2 separate regions of the Homo sapiens genome follow, and region 2 is linked to region 1. Evidence: read pairs that join two places in POLR2A ChIA-PET (ENCODE). Cell type or tissue: Caco-2. All regions are shown on one strand.

Evidence for each region. Peaks named below come from ENCODE experiments on the same cell type or tissue, not always from the same donor. Only the 100,000 strongest peaks of a DNase experiment are listed, where the experiment ranks them.
Region 2: POLR2A ChIA-PET joins it to region 1 with 5 read pairs; 3 of 35 experiments call an interaction of 5 or more read pairs at or near these places.

The regions. Positions count from the first base shown.
Region 1 is chr22:37,508,776-37,516,775 of GRCh38, reverse strand. CARD10 (caspase recruitment domain family member 10) reads left to right here. Exons shown (of 20, transcript NM_014550.4): 3 at 478-803; 4 at 6,355-6,564. Among named protein-coding and RNA genes, the nearest start is that of CARD10, 6.6 kb to the left of the region's middle. RefSeq lists enhancers at 4,325-4,838, 6,996-7,822, 7,823-8,000. In Caco-2, no CTCF peak of the experiment used is centred here; DNase peaks (open chromatin) are centred at 4,065 and 4,445.
Region 2 is chr22:37,647,831-37,655,830 of GRCh38, reverse strand. SH3BP1 (SH3 domain binding protein 1) reads right to left here. Exons shown (of 18, transcript NM_018957.6): 14 at 7,396-7,512; 15 at 5,582-5,679; 16 at 5,106-5,289; 17 at 1,958-2,052; 18 at 1-559. The coding sequence ends at 147. PDXP-DT (PDXP divergent transcript) reads left to right here. Exons shown (of 6, transcript NR_109952.1): 2 at 5,119-5,500; 3 at 5,906-5,977; 4 at 7,409-7,508. Among named protein-coding and RNA genes, the nearest start is that of PDXP-DT, 6.5 kb to the left of the region's middle. In Caco-2, no CTCF peak of the experiment used is centred here; no DNase peak of the experiment used is centred here.

The sequences.
Region 1 (8,000 bases):
ATATCTAGCACAAAGAATGAAGTTAACAAATATTAGTAGCTACTGTAATTATTGTTGATAGGTTGGTGCATATTTTCCTGTATTTATTAACTATTTTTATTTTGGGACTTGCCTATTGATAGTTTTTGTCCATATTTTTATTTGGTTGTTGATCTTATTGATTTGTAGGAGCTCTTTATATATTACGGCTCTGAGTTCTTGTTATATTTTCTCCCACTCTGTTGCTTATTAACTTTGTTACATCTTTCATTTTTCAAAGGTTTAAACATTTTTATATGGATTTGTCCATCTTTTTTCTCTTATAACTCCTGGATTTTGTGTGTTGTTTAGGAAGACCTCCCCTGCTCCCAATTCTACAAATATATTCCAGAATTTCCCTCTAGTGTTTTTATGGTTTGAGTTTTTTGACACAGTATGTTATCTCCTGGATTTTACTTGCCTGAGCTGCCTATTCTGTCCCCTGTTCTGTCCTGGCAGATGAGGAGGGGCCTGAGGGCCTGACCCAATTCTTGATGACAGAGGTGCGACGGCTGCGGGAAGCTCGCAAGAGCCAGCTGCAGCGGGAGCAGCAACTGCAGGCCCGGGGCCGGGTGCTCGAGGAGGAGCGGGCAGGGCTGGAGCAGCGGCTGCGGGACCAGCAGCAGGCTCAGGAGCGCTGTCAACGGCTGCGGGAGGACTGGGAGGCGGGCAGCCTGGAGCTGCTGCGGCTCAAGGATGAGAACTACATGATCGCCATGCGCCTGGCACAGCTCAGTGAGGAGAAGAACTCGGCTGTACTTCGCAGCCGTGACCTGCAGCTGGCGGTAGGCCCTGGGGAGATGGGTCGGGGAGGCAAGGGAAGGGGCAGCTTTTGCAATGTAGTAGCCAGCCAGCCTGTGTCCCAGAGCCACCATTGCTGGCTCTTTGACGTGGATAAGTCCTTTTAGTGCTCGGTGTACCTACTTCATTGGGTTATGACTGTGGTTCTCAATGGGGGGTGATTCTGACCCCCTAGAAACATCTGGCCATGTCTAGGAAATATTTCTGGTTGTCACAATTAGTGGGGATTTATTGGCATCTGGTGTGTAGAGGCCAGGGATGCTGTCAAACGCCCTGCAGGGCACAGGACAGTCCCCAGCAAAGAATTACCTAGCCTAAAACATCGGTAGGGCCGGGGCCAAGAAACACTGGGTTATGAGGATTTGATAAGTTGTTTTTTTTTTTTTTTTTTTTGAGATGGAGTCTCACCCTTGTTGCCCAGGCTGGAGTGCAGTGGTGTGATCTCGGCTCCTTGCAGCCTCTGCCTCCCGGGTTCCAGCGATTCTCCTGCCTCAGCTTCCCGGGTAGCTGGGATTACAGGCTCGTGCCACCACACCCAGCTAATTTTTGTATTTTTAGTAGAGATGGGGTTTCACCATGTTGACCCGGCTGGTCTCGAACTCCTGACCTCAGGTGATCTGCCCGCCTCGGCCTCCCAAAGTGCTGGGATTACAGGCGTGAGCCACCGTACCTGGCCCGGTGAGTTTAAGACACAGTTTCAAACATGTACAGTCCCTAGCACACTGCTCACAACTTGTGTCATCAGTAGCCATTGTTGATATTATTATCAAGAGACACATAGGTTAAACATCATGTCTTCTAATCCTCACCAAAGCACCATACGCCAAGCCCTCATTTGCAAATACAGACTCTGAGACTCAGATTAGTGAAAGGACTTGCTCAAGGTCACAGAGCCAGGAAGCGGCACAGCCTGGATTTGAACCGGGTCCGGCTGGCTCCAGTGCCAGCCCCCTTCCCACGCTGCTGTTCCGCCTACTCCCTGTGTGGGGAAGTCTCACCTGACTCCCTCCAGCAGCAAGTGAGGCTGTGCCTCCTACTGCATCTCACTTTCTTGGTTTCTGACTGGGACTCAGCAGGGGGATAATACCAGTATTTGACTGCCACAGGGCGTTGTTCCAAGGATTTAATGAGCTGATCCACGTCAAGGGCTTAGCAGTGCAGGCCGCACGGCACGCAGGAGGCTCTCTCCAGCCATGTTGCTCGAGGCTGCACAGTGGGTTCTGACCGTGGAGTTTGAAGCCTCCCTACCCCAGGAGCCTTGGGCCGTGGCTACAGCATTGCAGGTGGCTGTGAGGCTGTAGATGTGGGTGCACTGGTGTGCCAGTCCTCGGTTTGTGCACGCCAGGTGGGTCGATATCTTGGGGAGGTGAGCCCTGATGGGGGTGTTGAGGCCACCAGTTGAAGGGTCCAGGCTGCTGGTCCTGCTTGAGGATGTAGGTGGCTGGTTTGAGGTTGTGAGATGACCTTGAGGCTATCGTTCGAGGGCCTGGTTGGTGTGTGGCAGGAGACGGAGGCTTTCTGAGGAGTGATGGGCAGGGACAGGGACATGTCCCAGGCCTGCTCTACTGTGAAAAACCATGTGGCATGGGGAAGGCTTTCCTTTCTGTGCCTCAGTTTCCTCATCCTCATCACAGATAAGGATGATGTAACAATTATAAAACGGCCTTGTGCTTTATAGATACCATCCTCAGTGCTTGCCATGCACAGACCCCTTTAATTTTCCAGCCACCCTACGCTGGGGTGGACAACACTATCTTCCCCATTTCTAGAGGAGGAAACTGAGGCACAGAGAAGTTGGTTAGAGCACTTTCCCAATGTCCTGGGATTGAAGGAATTTTTTTTTTTTTTTTTTTGAGATGGAGTCTTGCTTTGTTACCCAGGCTTGAGTGCAGTGGTGAGATCTTTGCTCACTGCAACCTCTGCCTCCCACGTTCAAGCGATTCTCCTGCCTCAGCCTCCTGAGTAGCTGGGATTACAGGTGTGTGCCACCATGCCTGGCTAATTTTTTTTTTGTATTTTTAGTAGAGATGGGGTTTCACCATGTTAGCCAGGCTGGTGTCAAACTCCTGACCTCAGGCGATCTGCCCGCCTCAGCCTCCCAAAGTGCTGGATTACAGGCATGAGCCACTGTGTTCAGCCGGATTGAAGGATTTCTGAGTTGGCTCTCAGCACTGCTGAGGGGCGGTGGCTGGCAGGTAGGAGTGCTCCCCTTTCTTTACCCAGAGGGCTTCCCCTTTTTTCTGAAACAGACATGGGGCTTGCTGTAGGGTTTTCTCAGAAGAAATAATTTACTGCTTAGAGAGGACGGCGTGAGGGCTGCAGGCTGGGGGTACTGGGAGGGGCTGCAGCCCTCACGGCTTGTCCCACCTTTGGGTTGGGTGTGATGCGATTGGGAGATGTCCTGCGTGTGTGGCCATCTGGGGGCTGCTGGGACAGGGGAGGGGGATGGAAAAGAGATGGTCGGAGGTGCCTCTGTAGTCTGCAGGTCATCTGCCTCTACGCAGAGTGGCTGCTTTTTCCTATTTTAGGGACCTAAGAAGTGAAATTGGCCAGGCGCAGTGGCTCATGCCTGTAATCCCAGCACTTTGGGAGGCTGAGGCGGGTGGATCATGAGGTCAGAAGATTGAGACCATCCCGGCTAACGTGGTGAAACCCCGTCTGTACTAAAAATACAAAAAATTAGCCGGGCGTGGTGGCATGCACCTGTGGTCTCAGGGACTCGGGAGGCTGAGGCAGGAGAATTGCTTGAACCCGGGAGGTGGAGGTTGCAGTGAGTCAAGATTGAGCCACTGCACTCCAGCTTGGGCGACACAGCGAGACTCTGTCTCAAAAAACAACAACAAAAAAAGAAGTGAAATTAAACTTAGCTACTATAAATTTACCTTAATTTATAATTTATGTTTGGAGCTTTTCTGCTCCAAAATTAACAAAGGTGTTGCAGATGGATCTGAACAGAGCACCTGATCGTGCCTGGCTTGGCGGCTTGCATCCCCACCTCCCATAGGCAGGTGTGTGGCGGCTGGGATTTAATACCCTGTTTTATAAGGTGCAAATTTAATGAGCTGTTATTTCTAAGCAACATAAACTGAAGGAACGAACGCTATAATTTTGTGCTCAGTGAGTTTGTACGCCGGGATTAAATGCATCCGTATTTCCTGTTGCTCGTCGGAGACTCCCAGGTGTCCTGTCCTCTGAGCTCATCAGGGAAGCCGGCTGGCCAGGGGTCAGGCAGGAGGCCCTGGTGTGTGGCTGCGGTTTGCTGAGAGGGTGTGACCACAGTTGTCCTTGTAACGAGCTGTCTTTCTCTGGCTGTTCACAAAGCATGTTTTGTGAGTGGAAAGGAATGCGGGAGTCATGAATTTCTTTCTGAGTCTCTTGCGGAGGAGGAGGAGTGGACTGTTAATTTGTAGAATTGCCTGACCCAGCCTCCAGACCCGTGTGTGTGTGTGTGTGTGTGTGTGTGTGTGTGTGTGTGTGTGTGTGTGTGTGTGGAGGGGGGGCTGCCATTCTAACCTCTCAAGGCTGGGGAACTAGCAAGTCACTTTCCAAGAGAGGCCAGGGGACTCCTAGGGCACCAAATATTGCATGCCTGACTGTAGCACCAGAAGTCATTGTGACCTTTTCCCAACAATGACTTCATTTTATGGCCTGCCACCTGCTGCCACTCTTGTCACTGTCTGGCCACCTCAGACCCCACATGCGTCACGCTTGGCTGAGTGCACTCATAGTCCAGCAAACTGGCCATGCACGTCTGCTCCCAGCTTGGTGGTCACACCACAGCTGCCCACCCCCCATACCAGGCCAACTTCTGGCTGCACACTCCGAACTGGTGATTGGTTAGGGGCATGGGATTTTGTTTGAAGCTGTGAAGACAGCCACGGTCACACTGTGGCAGCTCTGTAGCCCTTCATAGTTTAGAGGCCTCTGCCCACTTGCTGTCTTGTTTGATTCTTGCAACACCTTTGGGAGGCAAATGATGGGGCCAGGGGATTGACTGGGCCCATTTTACTGATGAGGAAACTGAGGCCCAGAGGAGGTAAGTGACTTGCTCAGGATGACAGAGCCTAGAAGTAGCAAAATTGAAACCTGAACCCTGGAACTGGAGCTCTTGAGGGAGATGAACCAACAGCCAAATCTTCTGGAGTGGAGGCTTTGTTAGGAATTCCTTTCAGGGTGGACCAGACCAAGTCTGAGTCTCTGAGAGTGTGTTGAGGTGAGATGTTGGCTTGTTGCGGGGAGCATCTGGTTCCCGGACTGGATGAGTCCCTCAACTCTCAAAACCATTGCCCTCTCCTCTCCCCTCACACCCCCCCCGTACAGATGAGATGATTGAGGCACAGAGAGGGGCCATGACTTGCCCAGGGTCACACTGAGCTAGAGACGGAGCTGGGGTCTGACCCTGTTTTTTTTTTTTTTCTCCTTCTTTCTTTCTTCTTTCTTCCTTCTTCCTTCTTTCCTCCTCCCACTCTGCCCTCCTCCCGCCTCCTCCTTCTCCTTCTCCTCCTCCTCCTTCTCCTTCTACCTCTTCCCCCTCCCTCCTCCTCCCCTCCTCCTCCTCACCCCCTTCTCCTTCTTCTTCTTTTTTTTTTTTTTTTTTTTGAGACAGGGTCTCGCTCTGTTGCCCAGGCTGGAGTGCAGTGGCACGATTATGGTTCACTGCAGCCTCAACCTCCCAAAGCTCAAGTGATTCTCCCGCTTCAGCCTCCTGAGTAGCTGGGATAATAGGCGCGCACCACCACACCCAACTAATGTTTTAAATTTTTTTTGTCGAGACGAGGTCTCACTGTGTTAACTAGGCTAGTCTCCATCTGCCCGCCTCGGCCTTCTAAAGTGTTAGGCCTGGTTTCCCTTATTCTTTTTTTTTTTTTTTTTTTTGAGACAGAGTCTTGCTCTGCTGCCCAGGCTGGAGTGTAGCGGCGCAATCTTGGCTCACTGTAACCTCCATCTCCTGGGTTCAAATGATTCTCGTGCCTCAATCTCCCTAGTAGCTGGGACTACAGGCATGTGCCACCACGCCCAGCTCATTTTTGTATTTTTAGTAGAGACGGGGTTTCACCATGTTGGTCAGGCTGGTCTCAAACTCCTGACCTCAGGTGATCCACTGAGGGCCCGCCTCAGCCTCCCAAAGTGCTGGGATTACAGGCGTGAGCCACTGTGCCTGGCCCCACTTCTTCTTGATGCGGCCCTCCTCCTTTTCTGCCATGAGAATACTGGGCTAAATTGACGGGAGTCAGTGTCAGAAGTGCGGGACAGACAGCGTGTCGTGATGCAGCATGTCCGCCCACAAGTTCTTAGAGTGGATTCCCCTGGGAGGGTGTCCTTGGCCTTGCTACCCACTGCTCCTTCCTCAGCCCTGTTTGTTTTATATCTGTCCAGCCTGTCCTGTTTTCATAGACAAGCCTGGGGAGGACTCCTGCTTCGGCTTCTCTGGGAATCTGGGAGGCACCCAGGAGTGAGGGAGCAGGTCTTCCCACCCCTGTAACCCGTGGCTCCCAGTGTGTCTCCCTCTGGGCTGACCCATGTCTTGGGCTCCAGGTGGATCAGCTCAAGCTCAAAGTGAGTCGGCTGGAGGAAGAGTGTGCACTGCTTCGAAGGGCCAGGGGCCCGCCCCCTGGGGCAGAGGAGAAGGAGAAGGAGAAGGAGAAGGAGAAGGAGCCAGACAATGTGGACCTTGTCTCTGAGCTGCGTGCTGAGAACCAGCGGCTGACGGCGTCACTGCGGGAGTTGCAGGAGGGCCTGCAGCAGGTACCAGGGCCAGGGCTTGTGGGCACAGGCTGGGGGGTGGTCAGGAGGGCCTGCAGCAGGTACTGGGGCTTGTGGGCACAGGCTGCGGGGTGGGGGATCAGGAAGGCCTGCAGCAGGTAGCAGGGCCAGGGCTTCTGGGCACAGGCTGGGTAGCGGGGCTCAGGAGGGCCTGCAGCAGGTACCAGGGCTGGGGCCCATGGGCACGGGGGTGGGGGGTGGTCAGGAGGGCCTGCGGTAGGTACCAGGGCTGGGGCTTGTGGGCACAGGCTGGCAGGAGGTCAGGAGGGCCTGCAGCAGGTACCAGGGCTGGGGCCCATGGGCACGGGGGTGGGGGGTGGTCAGGAGGGCCTGCGGTAGGTACCAGGGCTGGGGCTTGTGGGCACAGGCTGGCAGGAGGTCAGGAGGGCCTGCAGCAGGTACCAGGGCTGGGGCCCATGGGCATGGGGGTCGGGGGAGGTCAGAAGGACCTGCAGCAGGTACCAGGGCTGGGCCTCGTGGCCATGGGGGTTGAGGGGGGGTCAGGAGGGCCTGCAGCAGGTACCAGGGCCAGCGTTCATGGGCACAGGCTGCGGGGAGGTCAGGAGGGCCTGCAGCAGGTACTAGGGCCAGGGCTCGTGGACATGGAGTGGGGGTGGGGGTCAGACCCGGAAAACAGGCCCTCTTGCTGTTTGCTTATCCTCCCAAGGCCTGGGAAGCTGAGGATTTCAGAACCAGGGATCTGAGATCTGGATGGAGTCCCGGTAGCCTCTTGCCTGAAGCTCTGAGCTGAGGGCCCTTAGCACGTGGCTGTCCCTGGTTGTCTGGTCTAGGGTGTGTGAGCAGCCTCCAGAAGGTCCTCAAACTCCCTAAAACTGCCCCCCTGATTTTGAGTGTGAGCATTTTTCTGGGGAAAGGGCCCCAGCTTTAATTTGATTTGTAGAGGGTGTGGCCTGGGGGCCCTAGGGCTTGCTTAGTGTCCTGCGGCAGGTCAGTGGCAGGTCAGCAGCTGCATGGGCCTGCCTCCTGGCCATTGTTCCACACAGGAAGTGGGGGATGAGAGCCAGTGTGTTTCATGGGGTTGGGGCACTTGGCTGGGGTGTGGGTCTGGGGGCAAGATCTTGGGCCCAGGGTCTACCTGTATGGGCCAGGCTCAGCCCCTTGAAGACCCCTAGTCATGGGGGTGGGAGTAGGTCTTGGGAATGGCCTCCGTCTGCTGCCCTGGATGGTGGGTGAGGGCCAGAGCACGAGTGTGTGCCTGGTGCTTGTTTAGGAATAATCCTGGGTGAACTTGTCCAGTCACACCCTTCTCCACTTAGCTTATTAGCTTACTTGTACCCCAGATACTCCCTGGAGGGTGGGTAGGGCTTGTGGGGCCACACCCACTCTGCCGATGGGGAGACAGAGATCCAGAGAGGGTCGAGGCCCCGGGCCAGCATGGCAGAGCTGGTCAGGTGGGT
Region 2 (8,000 bases), 140 kb before region 1:
CCATGGGGGCCGACCCAGTGGGCACTGAGGCACTTGTGGGCAAAGGCTGGAGGCCCATGCCCCTTTGTGGGGGGCGAGAGCTGTCCTGGGAGGGCCAGGTGGGGAGGGAGGGGGTGCTGAGGGCTGCTTAGGGAGAAACCAGCCACTCAGTTGGTCTCTGAGGCAAGGCTCCTGGGGCGGGGCTGAGGGGGGATAGCTGGGGGAGTGGGGACCCCACTGATAGCCTCAGGGGCTCCTCCCTCTGCTGTGGCAGCCCCCAGGTCCACCTGTGCAGGGTTACTCAAAGAGACTGGGCTGGGGGAGGCTGGACCTGGGGAGGCCGGGCTGGGGGAGGCTGGTGAACGCCGGCTTTGGCGCCGGGCAGGCTGAGGGGGTGTGGGGGGTAACGGGGGTGGCACTGTGGGGGCTCGGAGGCTGCTGCCAACCAGACGTCGGGGCAGGGCTTGGGGGGTCCCAGGGCTGCCAGAGCCAGGGGGCAAGGGCGGGGCTGGAGGGGAGGAGCGGGAGCCGGAGACCTGGGGGGGCGGCATGGTGGGCCGGGCTGGCGCCGGGCGCTTGGCTGTTGAGGAAGGAAAGGGTGAGGGAGGCTGAGTGTCCACGTGGCCTGTGGTGAATCCACCAAGCTCCGTGCCCCCTCACAACCTTTGCATCTGCTGTTCCCTCTGCCGGGAACACCGTTTCTGCGGCTGGCTCCTCATCGTCTAGGCCTCTCCTTGTGCCCTTTGCCCCCTTGGAGGCCCTCCCCGAGCACCCTAGTTAGAGTCCCACCCCATGCCCCACCCCAGCTGCTCCGTCACATTTTCCAGATGTATTTTCTTCGCAGGACTTTTTGTTCTCTGAAATTATCTTGCCCATTTATTTTGAATTTTTAAAAGTTCTTAAATTTTGAGACAGGGTCTCGCTGTGTTGTCCAGGCTGGTCTTGAACTCCAGGGCTCAAGCTAGCCTCCTGCCTCGGTCTCTCAAAGTGCTGGGATGACAGGTGTAAGCCACTGTCCCCGGCCTATCTTGTTCATTTTTATTTTACTGTAGACTACCTACCAGCCCTGGTCACGAGGCTCCCAGAGCTGTTCCGCCTATTCCTGGCTGTCCACTGCTCATTGCCTCCACTGAGTGTCAGTCACTCTCTCACCTGGTCAGCTCTGGGCCAAACTGACAGGTGAGTGTGCCAGAGGGGCTCAGAAGGAGGCCCCTGGTTTCTTCCCACCCCTGCCACCTCCTCTCCTTCACTGCCACTGCCTTTTTTCTTTTTTTTTTTTTGAGACAGAGTCTCATTCTTGTCACCCAGGCTGGAGTGCAGTGGCGTGATCTTTGCTCACTGCAGCTTCTGCCTCCCGGGTTCAAGTGATTCTCCTGCCTCAGCCTCCTAAGTATCTGGGATGATAGGCACCCGCAACCATGCCCAGCTAATTTTTGTATTTTTAGTAGAGGTGAGGTTTCACCATGTTGGCCAGGCTGGTCTTGAACTCCTGGCCTCAAGTGATCCACCCGCCTCAGCCTCCCAAAGTGCTGGGTTTACATGTGTGAGCCACTGTGCCCAGCCCCTTCACTGCCCTTTGAAGACTCCCTCCTTCCACTGTAGTCTGTGACCTCTGGGCTTCTGGAGGGACGGGACTCCAGTACCCCAGTACTCACGCCGGCTCCCCCTTAGTGGGCACGTGCTGTGTGCCAGGGCCAGGCACTCTTCCTGCAGCACCACTGCAGGCTCCATGCAGCCCCATAAGGTAAGTGCAGACACTGTCCCATTACACAGAGGAGGAAGGTGAGGCTCAGACAGGTGAACTCACCTGCCCAAGGTCAAATCTAAACCCAGAGTGCCAGGTGGCAAGACCTGGGCTCTTTATCACCTTGACTCCTGGCCTCCCCTGGCTGCCTAAAAAGATAGGAGGACCTGGGACTGCCTGTCCCCTCTCCCCGCCCACCCTCTGTCCCCTCCTCCCCTCCCACAGCCAACTCACTCCTCCGAGCCATGTCCTCCACTGGGGCAGCTGTCTCCGGGGGACTCCTGGTGACCTTGGGGGAGGCTGGTCTGGGAGGCACCTCAGACTCTGTCCTGCAGAGGGAAGGAGAGGATGGGGCAGACTTAGCCACCTCCCAGAAGTCTCATGGAATCCTGAGGAGTCTCCAGCTGCCAGGTGGAGTCCGGATCCTCCCAGCACTCGCTCTCTATCACTCTGTCCCCATGCCACGCACCCCTCCCAGAAGATGCTTCTGGCATTGGTTGGGGTCTGCATCCACTGAGCCCCTGGCTGCTTTGTGACCCTGTGACAGAGTCCATGTTCCTCTAGGGACCAGGAGGGAGCCCCACCTGCCTGGTAGGTAGGGCCAGGATGGGAGGTGGGACATAGGGCCTGACCTCTGCCTCAGCTCAGGGCCTCCATGTGGTTTTTTTTCTTGAGATGGAGTCTCACTCTGTCGCCCAGGCTGGAGTGCAGTGGTGCGATCTTGGCTCACTGCAGCCTCCACCTCCAAAGTTCAAGCAATTATCCTGCCTCAGCCTCTGGAGTAGCTGGGATTATAGGCACACACCACCATGCCCAGATTTTTTTGTTGTTGTTTTTTTGTAGTAGAGACGGGGTTTTGTCATGTTGTTCTTGAACTCCTGGTCTCAAGCGATCTTCTGCCCACCTCGGCCTCCCAAAGTGCTGGGATTACAAGTGTGCGCCACCTAGGCTTGTTTTTTTTTGTTATTGTTGTTGAGAAGTCTCGCTCTGTCGCTCAGGCTGGAGTGCGATGGCATGATCTTGGCTCACTGTGACCTCCGCCTCCTGGGTTCATGGGATTCTCCTGTCTTGGTCTCCTGAGTAGCTGAGATTACAGGCGTGCGCCACCATGCCCTGCTAATTTTTTGCATTTTTAGTAGAGATGGGGTTTCACCATGTTGGCCAGGCTGGTCTCAAACTCCTGACTTCAAGTGATCCACCTGCTTCAGCCTCCCAAAGTGCTGGGATTACAGGTGTGAGCCACCACACCCGGCCATTTCTTTTTCTTTTTTTTTTTTTTTTTGAGATGGAGTTTCACTCTTGTTGCTCAGGCTGGAGTGCAATGGCACGATCTTGGCTCACTGCAACCTCTGCCTCCCCGGTTCAAGCCATTCTCCTGCCTCAGCCTCCCGAGTAGCTGGGATTACAGGTGCGCACTACCATGCCTGGCTAATTTTTTGCATTTTTAGTAGAGATGGGATTTCACCATGTTTGCCAGGCTGGTCTCAAACTCCAGACCTGACGTGATCTACCTGCCTTGGCTTCCCAAAGTGCTGGGATTACAGGCGTGAGCCACCACACCTGGCCATTTCTTTTTGAGAAAGGATCTCACTCTGTTGCCCAGGCTGAGTGCAATGGCACAATCATTGCTCACTGCAGCCTCGACCTCCTAGGGTCAAGAAATCCTCCCACCACAGCCTTCTGGGTAGCTGGGACCACAGGTGTGCACCACCACACCGACCTCATTTATTTTTTGTAGAGACACAGCCTTGCTATGTTGCCCAATCTGCCTCCAAGTGATCTTTTTTTTTTTTTTTTTGAGACGGAGTCTCGCTCTGTTGCCCAGGTTGGAGTGCAGTGGCGCAATCTTGGCTCACTGCAAGCTCTGCCTCCTGGGTTCACACCATTCTCCTGCCTCAGCCTCCCGAGTAGCTGGGACTACAGGCGCCCACCAACATGCCCAGCTAATTTTTTGTATTTTTAGTAGAGACGGGGTTTCACCGTGTTAGCCAGGATGGTCTCGATCTCGCCTGCCTCGGCCTCCCAAAGTGCTGGGATTACAGGCGTGAGCCACCGTGCCGGGCCACGTGATCTTTATGAGATGCTTTGGCCACTGGAAGCCAGAGAGTGGGTGAGAAGCAGAGGGGGTCCTAGGCTCATTCCTCACTGCCTTCGGGTCTCTGCTTGGTCGTTTCTTCCTTAGCGAGGTCTTTCCTGGCCCCACAGCTAAAGTAGCCCCCACGCTCCCCCTTAACCTGCTCCCCCTCCCTTAGCAGCGCCTCTCCACCTGACACTATAGAGAGAACGCACTGGTGGCTGTGCTTGATGCTGTCTCTCTCTCTCCCTGTGCCCTGAAATGTGAGCATTTGTCTTGCTCATCAGGAAATTCAAGGTGTGAGCCGCAGTGCTCTGTGGTATCCTGAATAGTAGCTGCTTGGTATGGAGGCACCACGGTACCACGAAGCCCTTCCAGATTTAAACGATCAAAGAGAAGACGGTGGCCAAGCACTGTGGCTCATGCCTGTAATCCCAGCACTTTGGGGGACTGAGGCAGGCGGATCGCTTGAGGCCAGGAGTTCAAAACCAGCCTGGCCAACATGGGGTAACCCTGTCTCTACTGAAAATACAAAAATTAGCCGGCTATGGTGGTGCACGCCTGAAGTCACAGCTATTCGGGAGGCTAAGGCAGGAGAATTGCTTGAACCCGGGAGGCTGCAAGTGAGCCAAGATCTCGCCATTGCACTCCAGCCTAAGCAACAGAGTGAACTCCATCTCAGAAAAAAAAAAAAAAAAGAGGCTGGGTGCAGTGGCTTACACTTGTAATCCCAGCACTTTCAGGGGCCAAGGTGGGTGGATCATTTGAGGCCAGGAGTTCAAGACCAGCCTGGCCAACATGGCGAAACCCCATCTCTACTTAAAATACAAAAATTAGACAGGTGTGGTGGCACTCACCTGTAATCCCAGTTACTCGGGAGGCTGAGGCATGAGACTCAGTTGAACCTGGGAGGCACAGGTTGCAGTGAGCCAAGATTGTGCCACTGCACTCTGGCCTGGGCGACAGAGTGAGACTCTGTCTTAAAAAAAAAACAAAACAAAACTGGAAGGTATTTATAGATTCCAAAATGATCATCTCTTGAGTTCCCTAGGACTGGAAACAAAGCCTGGCATATAGTAGGTGCTCAGGAAATTGCTACATGATGAATAGGGCACACATCAGTGGCTGAGACAAATTCCGCCTCTGAGTCTCTGCCCCACCCTCTCCAAACTAGGAGATCCGGTCTTTGGGATGAAAACACTAATAATTACATTTCCAAAAATTCAGCTTCCAGCTCTGAGACATGGCGCCTCAGGCAGGCTGATTGTGGGAGTACCACAGGAGCCATTCAAGCCCCTCAGTCCTCACCTTTCCTTGGTAGCTGCTGAAGCCAAGGCTGGGGCCGGAGCTGGAGCTGGAGCCGGAGCCGGAGCCGGGGTGGTGGCTGGGGTGGGCACGGCAGTGGACGGAAGTTCCTCAGAGGCCAGCCTGTCACTGACTGTGTCCTGGAGGGTAACAGCTGAGAAGAGGCCTGACACGTTGAAGTTGATGTCTGGAGACAGAAGGAGCGGAGACGGCTCTCAGAGACCGCGCCAGGCTCCTCACTCCACTGGCCGGGACCGTTTCCCCTTCCCCTGAACCCATCTGGACCATGTTCAGCTTCCCCACTCCCGTGTGAGCCTCACCACCACCCCACAAAGCAGGCAGACCATCCCCGTTGTAAAAATGAGAAACTGAGGCTCAGACTTCCTCCTGGACTTATGGTGAGTTTGTGGGGCTACAGGGGAGGGAGCAGGGCAGAAGGAGGGCACCCAGCAGGGCGTCCATGCAGGCAGGAGCTTCACCTCCAGGGAAGAGGGTGTCTGCGCTCTGGATCAGCGCCTCGACGACGCCCACCACCTGGATGGAAGACACGGAGGCTGCATCCAGCTGGGCCTGGTCCCTGGGACAAAGAGATGCATCTGCTCAGCAAAGGGTTTGTGACCCCAACTCTCTGGCTGGCTCTGTGCTGGGCAATGGAGACACAAGGATCCATCATATTGAGTCCTTGTTCTCAAAAAGCCCACAAACCACCAGTTGATGGTAAATGTGTCACTCACATGCCAAATGTCCCCCTTCCTTCACCCTGACAGACATCACTAATTAATCAAGGACCCTTTTCCTCATAGTTGTGATCTGGACAGCCTCTACCAAGCAAATGCAATCAGCACGTGGGAGGAAATCTTGCCATCTGTGGCCAGGTAAATAATGATGACTCCTCACATAGCACTGCACTTTACACTTTAATTTTATTATTTCTTCTTTTTTTTTGAGACAGAGTCTTGCTCTCTCACCCAGGCTGGGGTGCAGTGGCCCGATCTTGGCTCACCGCATCCTCCACCTCCCAGGTTCAAGAGATTCTCCTGCCTCAGCCTCCCGAGTAGCTGGGATTACAGGCGCGTACCACCACGCCCAGATAATTTTTGTATTTTTAGTAGAGACGGAGTTTCACCATGTTGGCCAGGCTGGTCTCGAACTCCCGACCTCAGGTGATCCACCCACCTCGGCCTCCCAAAGTGCTGGGATTACAGCTGTGAGCCGCTGCCCCCGGCCTATTTCTTCATTTTTAGAGACAGGGTCTCATTGTGTCACACAGGCTGGAATGCAGTGGCTCCATCATGGCTCACTGCAGCCTTGACTCCCTGGGCCCAAGCAGTCCTCCCATCTCAGCCTTCTGAGTAGCTGAGACTTCAGGTGTGCACCATGCCTGGCTAATCTTTTTAATTTTTTGTAGAGACAGGGTCTCATTAAGTTGCCCAGGCTGGTTTCAAACTCCTGAGTTCAAGTGATCTTCCCACCTTGGCCTCCCAAAGTGCTAGGATTACAGGCATGACACTGGACCTGGCTTGCACTTCACAGTTTCTAAAACATTTTCCAATTCATCATATCACTCACTCCCCAAAGCAAAAGCCCTCAAAGTTTGTATGATTTCTCCCCAATTTACAGATGAGGAAATCGAGGTTCTGAGGGTGTCTTCCTCAGGCCCATCTCTGGAAGGTGGAGGGGTGGAGCTATTAGTAGAACCTGATCGAGCCAGGCGCGGCAGCTCACACCTGGGGCGCGATGGCTCACACCTGTAATCCCAGCACTTTGGGAGGCCGAGGCTGGTGGATCACGAGCTGAGGAGATCGAGACCACCCTGGCTAACACGGTGAAACCCTGTCTCTACTAAAAATACAAAAAATTAGCCGGGAGTGGTGGTGCGCACCTGTAGTCCCAGCTACCTGGCAGGCTGAGGCAGAAGAATCGCTTGAACCCGGGAGGCGGAGGTTGCAGTGAGCCGAGATTGCGCCACTGTACTCCAGCCTGGGCAACAAGAGCAAGACTCCATCTCAAAAAAAAAAAAAAAAAAAAGAACCCGATCTCTGGGCTCCCAGCTCCCCCATGCCACTAAACACCTCATCACCACCACTGGCCAAAATGCCAGAATTGCCTCTCTCCAAAGCCCTGTGGCCTGCACAGCCCCTTTGGCCTGTTCCTCACGGCAGCCTCAAAAACAGGAGCTGCTCAACCCACTCCAAAAATGGGGACACCAAGGCCCCGGGGAAAAATAGACAACAGATAGTTGGGATGGGATCTGCCTTCCTCCTGCCACCTCCCCCAGCCCGCGGCCCCTCACCCTTCTTTCTCAGGTGGCCACAGCAAGTTGGGTCCCAGGACTATGGCGATGTTGCTGGGTGTCATCTTGTTCACCTCCTGCTCCTCGGCCAGCCGTGCCAGGAACTTCATCAGGTACCTAAGGGCGGAGGCAGGCTTAGGCCAGGGGCAGAACGCACCCAGCCCTGAGAATTCTCCAGCCCAGGGTTTCCAAAGAGTGTGAAAGACACCGCCCAGAATGGTCTTAACATTGTCACAGTTAAATCAGCTTATCCACTGAGTGCCAACCCTGCAGTGGGCACTGAGCCAAGCTGAGTCCTCAGCAGCCACCCTACAGGGTAGAGATTGTTACAGTCTGCATTTTCCAGATGATGACGCTGAGTGGCCTGCCCAGAGGTGGCATGTGAAGCCAGGCGGTATGGCTTCAAAAGTTCAAGGTCTCATTTATTTCAATGCTTCGCATAAAAATGTGTGACTAATCCGGCTGGGCGCAGTGCCTCACGCCTGTAATCCCAGCACTTTGGGAGGCTGAGGCGGGTGGATCACCTGAGGTCAGGAGTTCAAGACCAGCCTGACCAACATGGTAAAACCCCACCTTTACTAAAAATACAAAAATTAGCCGAGTGT